2 separate regions of the Mus musculus genome follow, and region 1 is linked to region 2. Evidence: chromatin loops called from intact Hi-C (ENCODE). Cell type or tissue: heart. All regions are shown on one strand.

Region 1 (8,000 bases), 190 kb before region 2:
ACAATGTATCCCTTTATGGGGCAATTACGTAATCACTCATTTGTGGAGATGAAACAGAGTCTTATGGATAGTCAGTCATTTTATCTAATACGTTTTGAAGCCCAGATTTGAAGCTAGTGCTTTTAAGTATCATCCAATGGAAAGACTTCTGAAATTGCAGAAAGTCTTTTAAAAATTATTCTCATAATATCAAACTGCCTTCTAAGTACTTGTCTGTAGATGAGAACAGCTCACTCCTCTGCAGAAAAGCTTCTTGCCATGGAAAATGGCTATCATAGAGACTCACAAGCCAAATGCAGAGAGCAAGACACTGTGACATCTATGCTTAGCCATAGATGGGATATACATATATACACATATACACACATATATACATATCTAAACATATGCATACATATCATACATATACATATATTTCCTTTTCTCATAACTCAAGGAGCACTGTGGGAGAGAGAATGGAAAGACTATATGAGGCAGATGTTGGAGAGTACTCTGCAAAGCACTGTCTCCTGGATAAGACAGGGCTAGTGAGCTCAGAAGTCACAGTAGCCTGGCTTCCAGCACAAGACTAGCACAAGATCAAACCAGACAACATTGCAGCATGGATGAGGACGAGATCCTAAAGTGTCACCCCTAGCTCAGAGCTATTGGCAGTTGACAGCTTCTGGGGAAAGAAAATCAGTTTTCTCAGAGGTGTGGTACCTGTAGGTTGTCCATGCTACAGTAGATGACTCCACATCCATGTGCATTTGGAGAACATAGAACACACGTGGCTGCCTTACATAGAAGAGTGAAATTCTCAAAGAATCGATCAACACAACTTAGTGCCTTTAAGATGCTAGTAGTTTGTCTTAATTTATGTTTTTGAATGTCTCATGGTTACTAGAAATAAAGACATTTTGTCTTTAAAAATTAAGTAAATTTTATTCATGAAGAATAGTGATCATTGTAAAAGCATTTCAAAAAAGCAAATAAACGTGAGTCATTGAGGTCTCATGGGTCGTTTGCCTTCTGCCAAGTGATACTTCCTGAGAAATGAGGCTGGAATCCAGTTGATGGATGTAACAAGGAGCTACAACATTGGCAGAAGAATCTTAATTCTGGTTTGTTTTAGCAAAGAGGAAGCTCTAATTTTCTGTAGAGACAGAGCCAATTGCTCATCCTAACAGATTTAGGATGTGACTCAAACTTGTGAATAGCAAAGGCCTTGGCCTTCTTGTCTACCAGTGATTTACGCTTAACTAGAGAAAATTAGTTTACCATAAGAACTTTGCTATAGTGGAAAAAGAAAAGAGTTTCAGGACAAAAAAAACAAAACAAAACAAAAGCAAAAACAAACAAACAAACCCCAAAGTCACTACTAATATATTTATCTTACTAATAATATCACCATGGTGGAAAAAACAACAACCTGGTACCATATAAAAAACATAAGCACTAATGTCTGGCAAATATGTGACTAATTTAACCTCTTAGGTAGCAAGGCTAGTTTTTCGTAATTGTGAATAAATTCTTTTTAAAATGTGAGCTTCTTTTATTTGTAATTGTGTGGAGATGCATGTGTCTTTGCATGAGTGCAGGTGGCCACAGAGGCCAGAGGAGGGTATTGGATCCCCCAGAGGTGAAATTAGAGGTGCCTGTGACATACTCAACTTGGAAGCTGAGAATGGAACTCAGGTTCTCCAAGGAGCAGCACCTACTCCACCTACCCAGCCCCGCCCCTACGATTGCAAACCAACATGGCCCCCTTCTCTCTTGCTGACATAGGTCTTGGTTTGCTTTTATTCTTTTTCTTTCTTTCTTTTTTTCTTTCTGTATTTTTTCCTTTTTTTTTCCCAGTGGGACTAAATATACAATTTGCTTATATAGGGTTAAGTTTTGATTAAGTTAAGTTTGCCTACACATAGCCAGAATCAGAGTGAAAACAGAAGACAACTTCTCATTTTAAGTGCCTCACAATTATGCAAATTTCTGCAGTAAAATAGAAAGTCAATATGCAGCAATTCAAGCGTGCATAGTTTATTTTCTAAAGGGAAGATTAAATGTTAGGCAAAAAGCAGAGTTTAAAATGTTAAGTGTTTACCTATATGCTTTCCTGCCAAGGAATATTCTGCTTAGTGATTGCAAGTTATTTGTAAAACTAACACATTCTATAAAAAGATAGAACCAGTGTACTTCTAGTTTTAAAAATAATGGCTCTTTCATCTTTGCATTATGGTTGGTTAAATATGCATTTGTTATTGTCAGTTCAGATAAATTCTGATCATGGGAGCACATATGACATAATCACTAAATATTTTTGTATACTTGCTTGGGACACACAATGTACTAAGCTTTAGTGACACAAAGACAAATGAGACAAAGGCCCCTGTCCTTTTAGAGTTTAGAAAAAGACTGAGAGAGAGGTTGTTGAAGTGGGAGATGATCAACTACTGTGATGTCTACATGAATAATTGTTCTGGACTCAGGGTGACAGTCGTGCATTCTTTAACATGGTGACAATACCTCCCACTAGACAGCACAGGCTAACAAATAAAAAGCACAGTGTTAGAAATGAATTATATCTTTTAGTGTTCTTAGCAAGTGCGACCCATAGCCCAACAGGCTATTACCATGGTTTTGGTTGCCCTCCATAACTGTAGGACCCAATTGCTTTAGATACCACATACTTTGGTTTTCGGACACAGAGCAATCAAGCTAGTGTTCACCTGGAAGCGTCAGCCCTATTGGCTAGCTTTCATAATGTTGAAGGTGCTATGTATATTACTGGAAAAGAAATAAAGTCATCAACCTTATCTTTTGTACTATATTTTTCACCTGAGTTACAGTAATGACTGGCTTGCAAGACATGGTCATTGGTGCACTAGTGACTCAAATATCATGGGTGTAGACAACAACTTTCTGATTGGATTTAAGTCTTGTCCACAGGAAGAAACACATACCAGACACCCACTAAGAACCCATGGCTAGATAGGTCATAGGCCCTTGTGGTGCACTGACTACCATTTGCTGCCAAATTACATAGTTTGAAATGGATTCTTGACTACTCACTGTTATAACCCATAGATAAATTCATTTCTCAACCTGGATCAAAGAAGCTTCCATTTGCAGTACATGGTTATTAACACAGAGACCCAAGTGCAGAGAAAAAGAGGTGTTGAAATGCTCATCTCTAAATGGAACATCTATGAGACTCAGACGTTTCAGAAGACAGGCCAGGAAAATTGTAAGAGACAGAGGTAATTGGTGGCTGAGAGGAAACTCTGTCTTTTGGACATAGCAGGACAGCTACATGTTAAGAACTCAGGATAGTTTTGATAACGTACACTCAAGTCAGACCAAACCCCAGCATGGAGAGGGGAGGTGGACATCAAGGCCTGGAAGAACTATTGGCAAATGATAGTTTCTAGGAGAGAAAGAGCCGGTATTCTATATGACTGTAGCCCCTGCCCAGTGGGCCGTGCTCTGTTAGAAAGCCATATATCTTTGAGTATTTGGGCAGAACAAATCCAATGTGTTGGTTTAAAAACAAACAAATAAACAAAAGGACACAAAGCAGGATGAATAAGAGATGGGTTGATCTGGAAGAAGCTGGGGAGGAGGACTGAAAATTATTGAGATATATTGGATTCAGTTGTCAAAGGATATGTGCACGCGTGTACGCACATGCACACGCGCGCACACACACAAATGATAGATTATTTTAGGAGAGTTTAAAAGAAAACATAGAATTCAGTAACCATGCCTTAACTTATATTATCCCATAAGATCCTTTTTATTCTGAGAGGTTGCTAAGAACATTAGAAGCATGACAATACTTCAACACATAAGAAGAGGAAAGTCAAACTATCCCGTGGAATAATATTATATAATAGTGAATAGACCAGTGAGATGACTCAGTATGTAACAGAGCTTGTCAGTAACCGCGACAGCCCGAGTTCAGTCCCTGTGACCCAAATGGCAGAAAGAAAAGACTGGCCCCCAAAAGCAGCACAGTCCATGTCACATGTACTCTGAGTACCATGGAAAGGTCCATCAGCCCCTTCTTGTTCTTTTTCTCCATTTCCTGGTAACGATGAGGCAAGAAGCCTCTGTCACCTGCCTCGCCTCAAGCTCAATGCAGCAGATTCAGCTAGCCCCGGATACAGAGTCCAGAAACCATGAGACATAATAAATTTCCCTTCTCCACAATGGAAAAAAAAATCAGTGTTGTGCTTCAGAGGGAATAGTTAGGTAATAGTGACTAAAAATTATCTGTAAAACTCTACGGATTAAACAACTGTCCTGAATTGTTCTATTACTCCTTAGCACAAATCCAAAAGCCCTGTGCAAAAATTCCACTTATTTTTTATACCATTGCTTTTAATCGCCCAAGGTTGAACCCCCAAAGAACTAATAAAGTGCCTAACATGTAAATGAGCTTGCAACTTTACATGGGATATATAAGAAAGCCATCAGCAACAGCCCTCAAAGCCTAGTGTTCAGTCTTTATACAAACTTCTGCTCGTAGAGTGTTTGCAGTCTTAGAGACTAAAGGAATCATTAAGTAGGTTTGTAACAAATGAGCTTTCTTTTGTGACAAAAATAAATGAGTTCGCTTCCTCTCCATTCTTCACTGTGATTCCACAGAACCGCTCTGAGCTTGGCTAGATGTCTGTCTAGCTGAGCTCCGAACAAAGACTAAGAGGGGAAAAGTGAAACAACGGAACAACCGAAGCAGTGAAGGCGGTGGACAATGACATTAGCCTGGGAGCAAAAGGATCATGCTGGCACCCAGCCCCAGTCGTTCAGAGAAACCGGTGGCCACATGGTCCTGAAAGGATGGAGGGTTGGGAGTCTTACATGAAGCCACCTGCTTCTAGGGACCTTTCTCTTGTTCTTTAGCCTGTCAGGTTGACTGAGGCCAGCCAGAGTTCAGCAGTAGGAAAAGCTCATTTGTAATGCTCCGGCAACCCTGGTGACTGGAGGGAAACCGTTCAAGGAACAGGAAGTACGTAAAACACGCTCAAGCAAATTATTTAAGATGATTTATTAGTTCATTCGCCCATTTTGGGATTTCACGAAAAAGCATAAAACAAATTGAGAAACTACAATTCAGCTACATTTTAGGTGTCTGCAGAGTACAGGCTGTTCAAATTCTTTTTTTTTTTAAAAAAATTGCGTTTTGCATTTTACAGTCCTCATCTTATGATCCAGGGGAATCAAGGGCTTGTATCAATCATGTTCATTTGTATCAATCTCTACCCGTCCTCTCCATCCCGGTTCAAAAGAAACTACCTTTGCCTGCTTTGAACTAAAATGAGGCAGCCAAAGTCCAGCATGGGATAACTTCTCCAAAGGGCTGATTAAATCGCTCTTTCTTCTCAAGATCAAAGGGAGCTTTAAAAACAAACTTGAGGGTTTTATATCTGCAGGTATTAAATTCTCCCTGCACATTTGCGTTAGTTTGTGCAGCATTTGTGTGGTTTGTTACAACATCTTTTATGTTGCAGATCTGAAAACCTCTTTGTGAAGCTGCAGATAATAGCGTAGTGTGCTATAGGTTGTAAGCCAGCAAGTAGCTTTGTGCAGATAGGAAGCTGCTGGGCCCAAGTGAAAAGTTTCTTTTTCTGGCTGGGGTTGAATTCACCATTCATTTTGTCCCCCTTGCCAGCAAGCAGAAGTTGCAAAATATAAAGATAAATAAGAGCCACCTGGAATGATAGCTGGACAAACCTTCAGCTAACCTGCTGATTTAGGGGTCTCAACAATGTAGCCCTCTAGCCTGTTTTTGAAGGGAGCACCCAGTTGGTCTAGATGGAGATGTTTTGGGGAAACAATGGGCCAAAATAATTCTGGAAGAACGTGAACATGATGCTATTGAACAGCCTGTTTTAAAAGACTTTCTGGGTCCAACTGGTGAATTTTCTGGAATCCCAGTCATACACATAACAGTGAATAATGTTTTTAAAATGGGGGAAAAAAAGAAACAAATTATTTGAAAGGAAGCAGCCTTTCCTAGCCTCTGAGTGCTATAAGAAGCATTAGTCGGTGTTGAATGGAAGGCAAATAAGAACCCATTGGTTGATTATAAAGCATTACAGAGATTTCATTAAGCCTAATTACATGGCATGAAATCCAATTCTTACCTAGAGTCTTGGTGACGGTAAATCTATAGATTATAGTGTAGATTAGTTTAATAAGATTCTGATGTACGTTCCAACTTGTTTGCTGTCAACTCAGCATTAGATACGCATAGAGATGGCAACATGCCATCAGTTGTAAATAGTGATGTGCCTGCCCTCTACTCAGAAACCCAAGACATGCCTGTCACCTGTCCTGTCCTAGTACATTTCGGAGACTGTTGAAGGGAAAGGTGGAAAGTGGAACCTTGTTGGCAGCAACTGGCAGCCAGGCACTTGTTTCTTCCTTCTGAGAAACTGAGGAATGGAAAGAAGAATAGAAAACATCCAAAATATTTCCACAGACCACACAGTGGTATTGCTCAAACCCAGTCAACCAGCTGCTGGTAATGTTGCCAGCTTTGAGGAGCTGGCAGTCTGGTATCAGCACCTGGAAAAAGGATGCAGACATACCTACTGTTGGATTCATGCCATACGATAACTAGAGAAGTGAATTTGAATTGACACATGCTTAGCTGGCTCTACTGTTAGTTTCAGAAGTTTTCAGCTCTGTGGAACCTAATATTCCCAAGAAAAAAATTAACCCCTTATCTTTCGATCACTCAGTCATGATTGCCATGAAGAATTCAGAGGCCTCACAGGAGGCACTAGGAGAACAGGTAATTGGGAGATGCAGGCAATTGGGAAAAATGCCTGCATTAATAAACTGGCTCCAAGAGTCTCTACCTGTGAGCAGCTGAGCATACAAATGTGTCATTCTGGGCTTTAATTTCATTATGTGGAAAGTGGAAATGGAAGATATCATACCTATGATAGGAAGTATCATAATGATGATGAAGACAGTGACATTAGTTAACATGCATTTGTCATAGTGTTTGGCTCACATCTTGGTTAGGTTTCTATGGTAATGGTAAGAATACCAGGACTAAAAGCAACTTTGATTGGAAAGAGTTTATTCCATTTTATAACTCTCAGGTCATACTCCATCATTGAGGGAACTCAGGGCAGGAACTCAAGGCATGAACCTGAAAAACTGACACCTTGTCACCTGACACACAAGCACATCCCTGTTCAACTGTAATGTTTTCTTTCTTCCCTATCCCCAAGATCTCATATTAATATCAACATCACAATATAAAACATAAATCATTGTACACGTGCCATAGTCTTTAAAAATTCAAACACTTTTAAAGTTTGGTCATTTTTAAATATTCAAAGTCTCTTACAAAGTTTAATACCCTTCCAAAATATCCAGTTTTTCAAATGTGGACTCCTACAAAGTCAAACAAACAAACAAATAAAAACAAGTTAAGTACTTTCTTATCCCAAGATGGAAGAACCAGGACACGGTTCCTTTAAGTTATGGCAAACCCAAAGACCAAGTGTCAAAAACTCAATATTGGACATCTGGGATTCATTCACTCATGACCTTTTGATCCAAAGGGCTTGAGTCGCTTCACTTCTCCGGCTTTTCCCTCCACAGTACACAGAGCTTGTCTAGTATGCCCAGGCTGATCACTTCACAGGGGTTGAACCCTCCCAACAGCCTCTCCTGGACTACATTCACAAACTCCAACTCTGCAGCGTGGTACCAAGCCTCAACTTCGCTTTTTGAGTCATTTAATCCTGGGCCTCCTACTGCGGAGGCTTCCACTGCCAAGGCTCAGCTGCTCTCCCCGACTCCTTCATGCCTTGAAAACTAGTACCACCTAGAAGACTTATACATTAACAAATTCAGTAACAAGCACAAGGTACAATCTTAGCCCCTTCTGGGCCATAGTGTCTGTGTGACTTCAAGGAAACTCTTCCTAGAAGGTTTTGTCTCAATGATGCTGATATCAACCACAACTGACTCTTCAGTCCCATCTGATCAGTACC
Region 2 (8,000 bases):
TTCGTTCCTTTGAAAAAATTGCTGTAGCACTTAGCAGTCTGCTTAAAGGAGGGAGAGAATCACACTTTGATCTCTGATAAGCGCAAATTCAAGTCCTTGAGCTCAGCCTTTCAACATCACTGGCGGTTGGCGTGGTCTCCATCACAGTGGCGGCCATTCCGAACTGTTGTCGCTGCAGCTCTCTCCCTTTGATCCCATCCTGCCAGGTCTCGGAGTTCGCCTGCCATGGCTCTACTTACTGCGGCAGCCTGGTTCTTGGGAACCAAAAACCCACCCTGCCTTGTCCTTGCCGCCCGGCATGCCAGTGCTTCTTCCACGAACTTGAAAGACGTGCTGAGGAATCTGATACCCAAGGAGCAAGCCAGAATTAAGACCTTCAGAAAGAAACACGGGAAGACAGTTGTGGGCCAGATCACTGTGGACATGATGTACGGTGGCATGAGAGGCATGAAGGGACTTGTGTATGAGACATCGGTTCTTGATCCTGATGAGGGCATCCGTTTCCGAGGCTACAGTATCCCTGAGTGCCAGAAACTGCTGCCTAAGGCTAAGGGTGGGAAAGAACCCCTGCCTGAGGGCTTATTTTGGCTGCTGGTAACTGGACAGATGCCCACAGAGGAACAGGTATCTTGGCTCTCACAAGAATGGGTAAAAAGGGCAGCTCTACCTTCTCATGTCGTCACCATGCTGGACAATTTTCCGACCAAATTGCACCCCATGTCTCAGCTCAGTGCAGCCATCACAGTCCTCAACAATGAAAGCAACTTTGCCCGGGCATATGCGCAGGGAATGAACCGAACTAAGTACTGGGAGCTCACCTATGAAGACTGTATGGACCTGCTTGCCAAGCTTCCGTGTGTTGCAGCAAAGATCTACCGGAATCTGTACCGGGAAGATAGGAATATTGAGGCCATTGACTCTAAGCTGGACTGGTCCCACAATTTTACCAACATGTTAGGCTACACGGACCCTCAGTTCACCGAGCTCATGCGTTTGTACCTCACCATCCACAGTGACCATGAGGGTGGTAATGTAAGTGCCCACACCAGCCATTTGGTGGGCAGTGCCCTTTCTGATCCTTACCTGTCCTTTGCAGCAGCCTTGAATGGGCTGGCGGGGCCTCTCCATGGGCTAGCAAATCAGGAGGTGCTTGTCTGGCTGACACAGCTACAGAAGGAAGTTGGCGAAGATGCATCAGATGAGAAGTTAAAAAACTACATCTGGAACACACTCAACTCAGGACGGGTTGTCCCAGGCTATGGCCATGCAGTACTGAGGAAGACTGACCCTCGCTATTCCTGTCAGCGAGAGTTTGCTCTGAAACATCTGCCTAAGGATCCCATGTTCAAGCTGGTTGGTCAGCTGTACAAGATTGTACCCGATATCCTCTTAGAGCAAGGGAAGGCTAAGAACCCTTGGCCCAACGTAGACGCTCACAGTGGGGTGCTGCTCCAGTACTACGGCATGAGGGAGATGAATTACTACACAGTCCTGTTCGGAGTGTCGCGGGCACTGGGCGTTCTGTCCCAGCTCATCTGGAGCAGAGCCCTAGGCTTCCCTCTGGAAAGGCCCAAGTCCATGAGCACGGATGCTCTGATGAAGTTTGTGAACTCTGAGTCAGGATAAAATGGGAGACGGGGGGAGGGGGGGGACGACTGCCCATAAGAAAACGAGGATAAAAATTTATTAAAAATAAATTCTAATTTTTGTTTTGTTCCAGGGGCCTTTAAGACTTAAGATTTAACTGTTATATGAGGCATTGAAAATATATTTGAAGCTTTAAATTGAGACTTGAAAGGCAAAGTGACCTCCTCCTCCCCTCACCAGCTCAACTCCCCCTCCTGGTATGAGCTGCCCAGCAAGCTGTCGGATGAACTGCCCTGATGCTTGTGGTCAGGGTTAGATCCGGCCACTCACCATCTCTAGAGCAAGAGTCTGGCTCCTCTCTTCTTTAGGTCAAAGCAGGTTACAGAAAAGCTGCAGTCACTCCATGGAGCTTTCGTTTCTACTCTTCCAGTCCCCAAATCATTTAAGCCAGAGACAGGTCCCCTTTATGTCCATAGAAATCATAGTGGATGCCAGCTGTATCAAACACCATGGCCTTTTCCCAATGTACACAAACACCTCCTAACCAGCAAGATCTATTGGTTATCTGGAGATGTTTTGGCAACTCTTTAATGTTATCAGGTGACCGTAAGTGGCATGGTATTTATTTTGACCGGCACCCAACATTTGAATCTATTTCTCCTTTTAAATTATAGCATTAAAGTTAAGGTCTGGGGGGTGTTAGGTTTCCTTCCAGGCTTTCTATACCTTGCTGTGCCTCAAGCTAAGGATGATCAGGGTCTCCCTGTCCTGGCCTGTGCTAGGTTCCTCTATTAGCAGGTGTATCCGATCTGTGGTCTTCCCTGGGCATTCGACTTTATCAGTCTTTAATGTGGAGTTGGGCTTTTACTTCCATGGAACATAAGCCACTACCTTCTGACCTTGGTTTCTCCTCTTACTATGTTCTAGCACAGAATAAAGGCTCAGGAATGACCAGCCTCTTTGGGGTCTCGTCCTAGGGGTTCTAGCCTTTCTTTTTGAACAGCAAATTATACATAGTTCCCATACTAGGATATTAGATAGACCTAAGGCTGGAGACATTCAAAACAGTGAGCCGCCTTCTCATCCCATGTCAAGGAAATGGTCCTTTCATTATCAATGTGTTTTGCTCTTCCCATAAGTAAGAGCTCATAGCAGAGCATTTATTTCAGTAGCCCTGTTTGCACAGGTTTTCAGTGACTCAGAATGCTCTACTGCCTGATGATTGAGAAAGGGTTGAGATACACTCCTGTTGTCCTGGCTCCTTATCCCAAAGCTCCTGCCTGTGTTTGTATGGAACCCATCTCCAGCACCACCACACTGTTGAGATGGATACACTGTAAACCCCCGGGTAGCTGTTAAAGTCATGATGCAGACTTCAGGATGTTCTGTCTAAAGTGAAAATAAATATTTTTATTAACAAAATAAATAAAGTCCTTAAGCTTGGTGGAAACAATAAAGTGCAGGGCTTGATGTCTGAAGTTAGTTACATTTCATGCTTTACTATTCACCATGGAGTTTGACATTATGAAAATTACATGACCTTTTTAAACCTCAGAATCCTCTCCTGACATGATATTAAGTGACTTCTACCTAAAAGGTTGATGAATTAGACAGTGTAGAGGTCAGGGTGAGCATGGATAAATGTGTGTGTGTGCGCGCGTGTGTACATGTGTGCACACACTCAAGCTTCACCTCCCTTAGGGGTCAGGGAGTGATATAGACCCAGCAAAAACTGTGCTTGTTATGTAAATTAGATCATGATATAGAAGTAAATGACATCATTGTCCCCAAAGCTTAACAGGATCCAGTCCGGGAAGGACAATGTAGCGTTTACCTGGTCAGTGTCTGCCCATTGGTTGCTTATAGGAAATCTCATCTCGTTCCAGACCCAGATCTTAGTGGAAAGGGCTGGAAAGCCATGTTCTTCCCCCAACTTCCTTAAACACCCTGAGTCCTTCTCTGACTTCCCATACCGCTCATACAATACAACTCTACTTGACTATAGCTGGCCTTGGCTAAGATAAGTCTGCAGCCTTTCTATTCCTCACAGCCTGTCACATGACCTGTCCTGGGCCAGTCTCTCCACTCTCACACCTGTCCTCTCATTCCCAGATCTACTCAGTACTACCTTGTAGCTATCTCACTACTGAGAACTTCTCCCAGTCCCTTTCAGGTAAATGTGTCTTACCCTGGAACCTGGAGCAGAAAAAGAACATTCATAAAAAGGAAAGGAAGGAAGGAAGGAAGGAAGGAAGGGAGAGAGGAAGGAAGGAAGGAAGGATAGAAAACTAAAAAATTCAATAAAGTAATATACTAATGTTAGTTTCAATCTTGACATGAGTTGTGCTATAAGAAATTATGAAAGTCTGAGCAGAAATTATGAAATTATGGAAGTATGAGCAGAAATTGGGTGAGAATTATCTTTGTAGCTTATCAGAAAAATTAAAATTAAAAGTTCATTTAAGAAATGAACACCCTCAGCTTTTCTGCAAGATTTCCTTCTCCACTACAAATGCCTCTCCCTGCTCCTGCCCCTTCCCTTGCTTTCCCTGAGTGACTGTACTGTGCCAGATTTTCTTCATCTGTCTAATAGTGAGAGTGAGCATAAGCCATGGTTAAGAATCTAGGCAGAGGTGTTACATACAGAGTATGTTCGTGTGTGTATGTGTGTGTGTTGGTATATACATTAGGATGTATGTATGTATGTATCTGTGTATGTGTATGTGTGCGTGTGTGTATCTGTGTGTGTGAGTATATGTGTATGTATATGAATGTGTGTATCTGTGTGTGTGAGTGTATGTGTATATGAATGTGTATATGTGTGTGAGTGTGTGTGTATGTACATTAGAATGTATGTGTGAGTGTGTGTATCTGTGTGTGAGTGTGTATGTGTGTGTACATGTGAATGTATGTGTGAGTGTGTGTGTGAGTGTGTATGTGTATGTGTGCGTGTGTGTACATGTGAATGTATATGTGTGTGTATCTGTGTGTGTGAGTGTATGTGTGTGTGTATGAATGTGTGTATCTGTGTGTGTGAGTGTATGTGTATATGTGTGTGAGTGTGTGTGTGTGTACATTAGAATGTATGTGTGAGTGTGTATATCTGTGTGTGAGTGTGTATGTACATGTGAATGTATGTGTGTGTATCTGTGAGTGTGAGTGTGTGTATGTGTGTATATATGAATGTGTATATGTGTGTGAGTGTGTGTTTGTGTGTGTGTGCGTGCATGTGTATGTGCGTGTGTGTATGTGTGTAGGCTGAAACACAATCTTCGGTATTGTTCCTTAGGAGCTGTCTTTTCTTTCTTTCTTTCTTTCTTTCTTTCTTTCTTTCTTTCTTTCTTTCTTTCTTTCTTTCTTTCTTTCTTTCTAACACAGGCTCATGTTCCAGCTCCTCCTTTGTGTCATTCTTGTGGATGACACAGAAGGACAAATTTGATGTGACTGTAATATTTGGATGGCTCTAACTATGTTGTTTTGCTTACGTGTGCTGGATGTGAGGGGGGAGAAGTGGTTCCTAGTCTGTAACATTTTCTTCTTAGACTCTACTTGTTTAAACGTCAAAGCAGAAACTCAAGGCAGGAACCTGGAGCAGAGACTGAAGCAGAGACAATTAAGGGGGGCTGCTCATTGACTTGTTCCTCATGGCTTCGTCATCCTATTTTCTTACACAAGTCAGGACAACCTGCCCAGTGGTAGCATTGCCTACAGTGTCTTGGGACCTTCCATAGTAGTTATTAACCATGAAACCGCCCCACAGGATTGTCTACTGGCCAGCATGATGAAGGTATGTTTACAACTGAGGTTTCCTCTTCCAAGATGGTCCTAGCTTTCATCAAAAAAGTAACCAGAACCTGCAGCCACCTAAACCAGTGTGACTGTTTTCATTTATGAAAGATTAGTAGTAGTAGTAGTAGTAGTAGTAGTAGTAGTAGTAGTAGTAGTAGTAGTAGTAGTTTATAACAATAACTTTTTTTGAAAACCTATTCCATGAAAAAGTAGTAGTAGTAGTAGTAGTAGTAGTAGTATTTTATAACAATAACTTTCTATTGAAAACCTATTCCATGGAAATTTTCTTATGGAAAATTCACGTTTAGAACTATATAAATGTTATTCTTCTCCCAACCAAATATTTTAGACAAACTATACACAGCATAATCCCTTCCCTCGTGCCCTCTTAGGTAATGCAGCAATGACGCTTTGAGGCCAGAGCTCTCATGGAAGATTTGTATCACAGTCTCCTAGGAACATTTGGGTTTTCAACATTCATACCCACACCTGATTCTTGGAGACTCAAATTTTGTGGACATGTGAAGAAAATACTTTTTCAAAAAAAGTGAATAAGCCCTCAAATGGTATTTCTGCAGAAACCTCATTAGAAACTATTGCTCAGGACCTCTGGTGTTTCAAATGAGCCGTTATTTGAAATTCAAGAAGTTCCTTATTCCACGTGGCCTGCCTCTAGCCCATCTGTGAAAGTCACCTTGCAATTTGCATAAAAATACAACTGTCTTTAATATTCAGAACAAGGTACATAACTTTATAAAATGCATGCATTGTAATTATTGAACGCAAATTTACTCTAATAATGAAGAATAATTATTTTAGGAACACATAAAGAATTCAATCTTAAGTTTTTCTGCTGTTCGGGTTTGATCAGAATCCATGTTAGTTAATGGACGTGTACTAGGGGCTGTTCTGTGTAAGTAACGTTTCCATCAGTCATCTTACAACTCTCTTGAATGATAAGAAAGCCTCATTCTGTACTGTATCCATTTTGATTACTTTACATCCCAATAGAAATGTTTTGGCCCAGTGTAAATTTCAACCCTTTTGCCCTAAAATTATAGCAGAAATAATTTCATCTTTTTTTAAATCTACTATTGATGACAGTCTCCACTTGATAAATTTCATCTCAGAGTAGAGAGACAAGGAAGTTGTGTGTAATATAAATTAATATGCTTCCTTTTTTCTTTTTTTTCAATGAGAACAATTACAGGCAGGAGCTACTATAATTATGATATGTGTACCACTCCACAAGGCATCCCTAACAAAAGTGCCCTGATTTCAAGCAGCTTCCTCAAGCCAGTGGCTTTCCTTCTTAATCTCTATTTTAGTTATGCCGTAGTACATTTTTTAAATTATTATTGTAAGATGCTTCAAATCTATTTTAGAAGTGGGTGATTAATACAAACATATATCTTAAATTCACAAAAATAAATTCCCATTAGATATTAGGAAGTCTAGTGAAATGATTATCTTTGGTAAAGAATCTCAAAATCTTTTCAATTTTTTCCTAGCTCTGTTTTTATTGTTTATTAAGCTGGCAAAATAATGACATTTTCATGACCAAGCACCATTGAACTTTATTCACATTCAACCCTCCAAAGCGGTTCCTTGTTCTTACTCCTGCTAGTCTCCCCCTCCCCCCAAATACGCCTCTTTCTCCTTCATGTCATGCCTATGTATTTTTGAATACATATTTGAACCCCTATTATTTGAATGAGAAATAATATGCAATGCTTATCCTTATCTTCTGTTCTATCTCTCCATTTGCCTCCTTCCTTGAACCACAGAACCCATTTCTAGTTCTCTGGAGATGGCCATTGAAGTTTTTGATGGGAGGCAGGGTATTACTGGGTTGAGTAGGCTGGTCAAACTCAGAGAGATCTGCCTGCCTCTATCTCCTGAGTTCTGGGATTAATGGTGTATGCTTTCCCATCTTTGCAGCTGTTAGAATAGGATGGATATCAAATTAAATCTGTAGGTTGCTTTTGGTAATGGGCCATCTTCCTAATACTAATTCTGCCTCTCATGAGCATAATAGGTCTTTCTCTTCTAGTGTCTTCAGTGCCTTTTGTCCATGTTTTAAAGCTTTCACTGTAGAGGTTCATCACCTCCTCAGTTAATTTGATTCTTGGGTAGTTGTTTACTTGCTTGTTTTTAATGACATTGTAAATAGAATCCTTCCTTGGACTTCTCCCTCAGAAAGTTCATTATTGATATGTAGAACAATGACATATTTTCATTTGTTGATTTTTGTTGTTGTTATTCGTTTGGGGTCCTAACACTTTATTGAAATTGTTGATTCTTATGCTTTCATGATTTGGTTTCTGTCTCTGTCTTATCTCTCTCTGCATCTACCTGTGTCTCTCTACATCTTTCTGCCTCTCTGCCTCTCTCTCTCTCTCTCTCTCTCTCTCTCTCTCTCTCTCTCTCTCTCCCTCCCTCCCTCCCTCCTTCTCTCTCTCTCTCTCTCTCCTCTTTTTTCCTCATATAGAATTTCTTTTTAGTTATTTTTATCAATTCTGGCCAGTTGGGAAAACATTGTCTTAGTTTGTAGTTGTCTTCATTGTCTTGGAATATCTTCATTTTTCCACCAGTTTTGAAGTATAACTTTTCTGGGTACAGTT

What was found. A loop is a pair of places that touch in the nucleus more often than their neighbours do. Peaks named below come from ENCODE experiments on the same cell type or tissue, not always from the same donor. Only the 100,000 strongest peaks of a DNase experiment are listed, where the experiment ranks them.
Region 1: a loop joins it to region 2, with 2.0 times the contacts of the local background. A loop is called at or near these places in 3 of 42 quality-filtered maps.

What each region holds. Positions count from the first base shown.
Region 1 is chr10:99,938,672-99,946,671 of GRCm38, reverse strand. No RefSeq gene overlaps it. Among named protein-coding and RNA genes, the nearest start is that of Gm35437, 40 kb to the right of the region's middle. In heart, no CTCF peak of the experiment used is centred here; a DNase peak (open chromatin) is centred at 4,811.
Region 2 is chr10:99,751,427-99,759,426 of GRCm38, reverse strand. It overlaps Csl (citrate synthase like), which reads left to right. Exons shown (of 1, transcript NM_027945.3): 1 at 1-1,722. The coding sequence starts at 226. The coding sequence ends at 1,626. Among named protein-coding and RNA genes, the nearest start is that of Gm35206, 4.1 kb to the left of the region's middle. In heart, no CTCF peak of the experiment used is centred here; no DNase peak of the experiment used is centred here.